Regions from separate parts of the Homo sapiens genome. Here region 1 is linked to region 2. The links are chromatin contacts, found by Hi-C or POLR2A ChIA-PET in ENCODE. All regions are on one chromosome and are shown on one strand. The core of a region is the stretch at or near the end of the contact, and the rest is flanking DNA. Distances in the headings are between cores, read along the strand shown.

Evidence for each region. Hi-C counts contacts between places; a loop is a spot of excess contacts on that map. ChIA-PET counts read pairs that join two places held with the same protein, here RNA polymerase II (POLR2A). Pooled maps may share reads with other maps.
Region 1: a loop to region 2 is called in a pooled map, with 2.4 times the contacts of the local background. The contact joins two enhancer-like sites. A Hi-C loop is called at or near these places in 7 of 168 maps with a recorded cell type or tissue (Calu3, PC-3, cardiac septum and 3 more) and 7 of 50 pooled maps. POLR2A ChIA-PET finds 5 or more read pairs at or near these places in 5 of 52 experiments (Caco-2, HCT116, MCF 10A and 2 more).

What each region holds. Positions count from the first base shown.
Region 1 is chr1:94,333,335-94,336,712 of GRCh38, forward strand. ARHGAP29-AS1 (ARHGAP29 antisense RNA 1) reads left to right here. Exons shown (of 4, transcript XR_002958338.2): 3 at 1-75; 4 at 1,178-1,472. Among named protein-coding and RNA genes, the nearest start is that of ABCD3, 83 kb to the right of the region's middle. Within about 2 kb of position 1,255, at least 5 of the 41 ENCODE cell types and tissues checked have a DNase peak (open chromatin) inside an H3K27ac peak, as active enhancers do; they include PC-3, where a contact is called at or near this core.
Region 2 is chr1:94,284,167-94,287,572 of GRCh38, forward strand. All of the region lies in intron 2 of ARHGAP29-AS1 (ARHGAP29 antisense RNA 1), which reads left to right. It also overlaps a transcript of ARHGAP29 not described here. Among named protein-coding and RNA genes, the nearest start is that of ARHGAP29-AS1, 38 kb to the left of the region's middle. RefSeq lists an enhancer at 419-478. Within about 2 kb of position 1,330, at least 4 of the 41 ENCODE cell types and tissues checked have a DNase peak (open chromatin) inside an H3K27ac peak, as active enhancers do; they include PC-3, where a contact is called at or near this core.

The sequences.
Region 1 (3,378 bases), core at 5-2,504, 49 kb after region 2:
CCCTCAGCTCCGACTGTGGCTCCTCTCAGCTGACTCTGACCCTGCTCTCAGCCGGGCTGCATCTGCCCATCTCAGGTAAACATGGCTGAGCCTAGGTAAACTGTGGGACCTCTCAGCTGGAGCTCCACTCCTGTGCGTGGAACACCTGGCTGGTTTGGCAATTGAATTAGACACTGGGAAGGCATGAGCTGACATCGCTCTTCCTTCAAATATTTGGAAGGGGCAGTTTCCTTATTCACTACGGCCTCGAAGCAGAGAATGAGGAATACTGGGGCACTAAAAGGACTGAGTGTAACTTAAAACAAAAAGGCGCTCGACAGCAGCCAGAGCTACCACAGCTGTCATTTTGTCCTCACTGAAAGGGCTCCAGCAAAGGCTGGATAACCATCAAGTGGCAACACTCTGGGAACGTTTGCAAAGGGAGCCACGCATCCTACAGATAATTTTACCAGCAGGTTTGCAGGTTCCTTCAGCACTGAGCTTCTCAGATTCTAAACTTTTATACTTCTTTGAGTTAAAAAAAAAAAAAAAGTCAGATGCAGCTGGGCGCGGTGCCTCACGCCTGTAATTCCAGGACTTTGGGAGGCCAAGGCAGGCGGATCACCTGAGGTCAGGAGTTCGAGACCAGCCTGACCAATATGGTGAAACCTCGTCTCTACTAAAAATACAAAAATTAGCTGGGCATGGTGGGGTGCACCTTTAATCCCAGCTACTTGGGAGGCTGAGACAGGAGAATTGCTTGAACCCGGGAGGCGGAGGTTGCAGTGATGAGATCATCCCACTGCACTCCAGCCTGGGCGACAGAGCAAGACTCCCTCTAAAAAAAAAAAAAAAGTCAGATGCTTGACTAGAAGGGACAACTCGGAGTGAGAACTGGAGGGTCATTCGTGTGTGGTTGTTGCCAAGGAGGAAATTAAAAACTGAGAAACAGGAGAGTTAAAATCTAAGTTGGGAGAGGGGAACCTCAGATCCCTTCTGAGGATATAGTTAAACTGTCTGTGTTTTCTGTGCCAAACAGAGCAGCTTAGACCTAAAGAATGTCAGCAATTTTCATCCTCCCACACAGCTACTTTATAATAATTAGTTTTACTACTTTTTTTCACAAGCTATTACTTTAATTATTTTAATTAAGTTGTTCATGCACTTGCGTTGCTTACAAGCACTTTTCTTTTTATAGCACATCAATAAACAGCAGAGGGAAACTACCACCTTGGAAGGAGCCAGGCAGTTTCTGCTGGGTAGGCCGCAGCCTGGAACATGGAAGTAGCTTCTTCCATCCTACACTGGAAACCACCCAGCATCCCGGGCCCTCCAGAGAAGAGCCAGACTCCCTTCCCTGGGAAGAGACTATAGTCCTATCTGTATCCTCCGTGGTCATTGCCCCTCAGTCACAGCAATGAAGAGCAAATTACCTGTTTTCTGTATGTTCCTCTGACAACAACTGCCACAGAGTAAATATGAAAGGTTCTGGATGATTCCTTGTCAGCTTTTATTAAAATTCCACATACTTGGCATTTCTTAGCTATCTGGGTTGACTCCTGGTTCCACCCCTTACTAGTTGCGTGACCTTGAAAAAGTGACTTACCTTCTCACATTCTCAGTTTCCATATCTGTCAAGTGTAGGTAAAAGCACCAAACTGGTAGAGTTATTTTGAGAATTATATGAGTTCTGAGTGAGAGGGTGCTAAGACCTTGCTGGTTAGAGTGGTTTTTCAATCCTGATCACCTCCTTCTCCCTCTTAGCTTCTTTTCTCCTCCCCCTCCTGCTTCTAGTCTAGGCTTCTGGCAATTTTGACGTAACAAAAGTGGGATTCCTTCATTCCTGACTTCAGAGCTTTTCCTTACTTCAGTATTGCATGATAATTCTCAAGCCTGTTCTTTACATAAATACAAAAAGGAGAAAGTGAAATAGTAGAGGAACCGACCGATTTGAAGGAGCTGCCACTATTTGATTCCTCCTGTTAGGACATCTGAATGACCCCAAGTTCCTGTTCTTGAGGCTGTTGTATCATATTCTTAAAAGCTATGCATGCATTCTGCTTTGAATGTGTCCCTCAGCCTCATTCTTCTCCACTTGCTGGGGGCCATCCCGCCCCACGGGAAGGTAAGTTCAGGCTCAGAAGGAAAGACACGACAAAAAAATCTTGCTTTTATTTTTGTTGTCTAAAATCATGTTTCATGCTCTTCTTTGAATAAAATCCAGGACTCCAGAGATGACCTGTTACTTTTCTTTCAGCAAGTCTCTAATTTGCCGAGGAGTAAACTTGTAATGAAAAGAAACCAGAACTCCCCAAGGTAGCTCCCCCTCACAGTCATTCCTCAAGGCAGGGGATCTTTAGAGCAGACCTCAAGAACTCCATCCTTTCTGTGAAATAGGGCTGCTAACTCAACACCTGTTAAGTATGATTTTTTAAAATATATTTTTTGTTAAAACTTTGATTAATAGAGACAGAAACTTTCACTCCAAAACCTTTGCTATGATTAGATCTAGAACAGAGACTATTTGGTCTACGTTTGAACTGAAAAGTTTGCCCTTGACCTCGTGAATTGTATTGTTCTAATTAAAGTGATAACTGCAGTATTAGCTTTTATATAATTCCAATAACCAAATCGAGACTGCCCATTTAGGTTTTCAAAAGGAATCTGTTAGCACCATCTTGTGACTATTTTGGTACCGCTTAAAGAACAAAATTTTCAGCCTGAGGCTTGCTTGTGTTCAAAAAGGCGTCTTCTCGCGCCCTCTTGTGATGTGTTACAAAACTGGGAGAAACAACAGATACAGGATAACGCCTGTGGTTCCAGGAATTGCTCTTCCTGCTATCATAGCTATTAGTGATTCTTTGAAAAATCACGGCTATTAATAAAAATCACTTCTATTAATTTTGCTTGTAAGTTAATAAAGCAAATTACAAAGCAAATATATGTAATTTGCTTTATTAATTTACAAATATAAAGTAATATGAGAAATAACAATAAAGTCTCATTGTAACCTCAAAAATGGAAATCAAGGTAGGAGGCTGAGGAGGGTGGATCACGAGGTCAGGGGTTCGAGACCAGCCTGGCCAACACGGTGAAACCGTCTCTACTAAAGATACCAAAAATTAGCCGGGCGTGGTGGCACGCTCTTACTTAGGAGGCTGAGGCAGGAAAATCGCCTGAACCCGGGAGGTGGAGGTTGCTGTGAGCTGAGATTGTGGCGCCACTACACTCCAGCCTGGGCAACAGGGTGAGACTCTGTCTCAGAAAAAAAAAAAAAAAAAACCCACAAAAAGTTAAAGCTGGCCAGCCAAAGAAAACATAAACTATACTTATGCTATTTCCTCACAGCAGCAGCACTTTGGTTCGTAAATGGAAGTGCCCGCCATCTTGGTAACTAAG
Region 2 (3,406 bases), core at 80-2,579:
AGGAAGGGAGAACTAATTTACTTTACTGTTAAGTGTTTAGAGAGCTTTACTTATAGTAATTTCTTATGCTGAGTATCAGAGTTTTTAAACTTTTAAATAGAATTTAAATTGAAATAGCTACAATTTCCTGACAGATTACAATGTGCCAAACACTTTACATACCTTATTTTGCATCCTTACCTCAGTCTTCATTGCAGAGATTATTGTTATAATTTTACAAATGATAAAATGGGGACTTGAACAGGTTAGATCACATAGTGTAGTAGATTATATTACTGTTCACCCTATTTGCCCCTCTTTGTGTGAATCCAGGCATGGTCATAGCACTGACTTTGGCCAATGAAATGTGAGCAGAAATGATGTGTGTTACTTCTGGACAGAAGTTTTAAGAGCCAATGCATGGTTGGCTATGCCTTCTGTCTGCTGTGAAATCAGCAATGTTCCAGATGGAGGCAACTTGGGTCCTGGAGTGAATACTGTGTGGAGTAAAGCCGCATTCAGCCCATGACAGACATAAAGCATGAAAGAGAAACAAAACTAGGATGTGGTAAGCCACTGATACTCCGAGATTGTTTGTTTCTATAACAAAATCTAGCCAATCCTGTCTAGTACACACAGTTTAAGTGACAAAACCTAAGTTTCTTTGATTTCTAAGCCTTGGGCACAGAAGAAAGATAGTGGCATAGAGTAGGCACTCCATAAACATATGTTGAAGGAAGGAATGTATGGTGGTTGCCCAGCATTGAACACAATACTTCAGATGTGATCCGATCCACATAAGAGTTATTAGGAGTACAAACACTCTTTTTACACTGAACATCTGTTAATGAAGGCTTAGAGTGCATTAGCTTTTTTGTCAACTGTACTTATTTCTTTAACAAAAAAATTATTGTCTACCTAACATGTACAAGGCACAGAGTGAGGTGTCATGGCTGATACAAAAACAAAACATAAAAATGATTGTCTTCCAGCTGTTCATAATTTCATGAGTGAGAGTCGCACATTCACAACCAGCTGTGTCACAAGGCAATGAATAGAGTTGGACAGTGTGTTTTGTTGACTGTAGATTGAGTATGGAACGAGGCAGTCATGAGTTTCAGTCATTCATTCCACAAAAACACATTGAGCATCAACAATGAGTTGAGTGCTATGTTCACTCCTGCAGATACAGGTTAAAAAAAAAAAATACAGTCCCGGTCTCAAAGGTCTCACAAGCTAGTGTGAGAGACAGATTAGTTAATAGGGAATTATAATAGAGCATGATAAGAGCTGTAATAAAGTTAAGCTCAGGAAGCTATGGATATAAGGAGGAAGAATATCAGCCTGGAAGGGTCAATGAAGGCATTCTGGAGGAAGTGAGTCATAAATTGATTCCTAAAAGATGAATGAGTGTTTGCACATGAAGAAGGAGAGGGAATGTACTGGTGTAGAGAAAAAGAAGTACATTCGCCTGTAATCCCAGCATTTTGGGAGGCCAAAGTGGGTGGATCATGAGGTCAGGAGATGGAGACCATCCTGGCCAACATGGTGAAACCCAGTCTCTACTAAAAATACAAAAATTAGCTAGGCATGGTGGCATGTGCCTGTAATCCCAGCTACTTGGGAGGCTAAGGCAGGAGAATCACTTGAACCCGGGAGGCGGAGGTTGCAGTGAGCCAAGATTGCGCCACTATACTCCAGCCTGATGACAGAGCAAGACTCTGTCTCAAAAAAAAAAAAAAAAAGAAAAAAAAAAAGAACTACATTCAAGCCCCAGTGAGCAGTTGGTGGAAAGGCAAGCACACAGAGACAAAATATTTTGAAAGAACATGACTTGTTCTAGGAGACAGCAAGTAATACACTGTCTTAGTCAGCGTGGGCTTCCCTAATAAAATATTATGTACTGAGTAGCTTAGAACAGAAATTTACTTCTTCACAGTTATGAGGGCTGGAAGTCTTACATTAGAGTGCCAGCATGGTCAGGGTCTGTTGAGGGTTCTCTTCCTGGCTTGCAGATGGCTGCCTTCTTGCTGTGTCCTCACATGGCAGAGAAAGATTTCTTCCTCTTTTTATAAGGCCACCAACACTATCAGCCCCACTCTTATTACCTCATTTAACTATAATTATGGCCTAAAAATACAGTCACATTAGGGGTTTAGGGCTTCAACATATGAATTTGGGAAAGGCAAAAATATTCAACCCATAACATATACTATGGATTGAAAATAAGAAAAAATTTAGTCTGAGCATGGTGGCTCATGCCTATAATCCCAGCATTTTGGGAGGCCAAGGCAGGAGGATCACTTGAGACCAGGAGTTCAAGACCAGCCTGGGCAACATGGTAAAACCCTATCTCTACAAAAAATACAAAAATTAGCCAGGCGTGGTGATGCACAACTGTAGTCCCAGCTACTCGAGAGGCTGAAGTGGGAGGATCACCTGAGACTGGAAGGTTGAAGCTGCAGTGAGTTGAGATTATGGCACTGCACTCCAGCCTGGGTGACAGAGTGAGACCCTGTCTCAAAAATAAATAAATTTTAAAAGTGAGGTCAGAAGAAACAGAGAGGATGAATAGATTTCAGAAAAATTAAGAAGGAAATAGAATAAACAAGGTCTTTGGTGATCAAATGACTTGGTATGTTAGAAGTCAAAGATGATCTCAGAAAGTTGGGTACCAGTGACTGGGAAAGTGGAATATGGTATGGTAAATGTGGAAAAACTCAAACTGCATTTTCCTCTGCTCTCACACAACAATCACAATCACTGGGTGTCCTCCAATTCAATTCCAACACTATCAACCTGGAGATAGCATTACGACACTATCAACCTGGAGGTAGCATTAGATCCCACAGGTTAAGGGCTCAGTCCCCAGTACATCCTGCCACACCCACCAGACAACAGTCACAAGTCCAGGGCTCTGGAACTTCTGATTGACTGGCTCAAGTTGAGGTTTCCACTACCCTCTTTGAGTTTGATTAATTTGCTGGAGTGGCTCCCAGAACTCAAGTAAACACTTTCGTTTACTGGTTTATTATAAAGGATATTACAAAGAATACTGATATGGTTTGGCTCTGTGGCCCCACCCAAATCTCATCTGGAATTGTAATCCCCACATATTGAGGGAGGGAGATGATTGGATTATGGGGGCGGTTTCCCCCATTGTGTTCTCATGATAGTGAGTAACTTCTCAGAGATCTGATGGTTTTATAAGGCAGTTTTCCCTGCTCTTGCTAGCTCTGTCTTTCCTGCTATGAAGAAGTTCTTTGCTTCCCCTTTCCCTTCCACCATGATTGTAAGTTTCCTGAGGCCTCCTCAGCCATCTGGAACTGTGAGTCAATTAAACCTCTTTTACTATTATTATTATTATTATTATTATACTTTAAGTTCTAGGATACATGTGCACAACTTGCAGGTTTGTTACATAGGT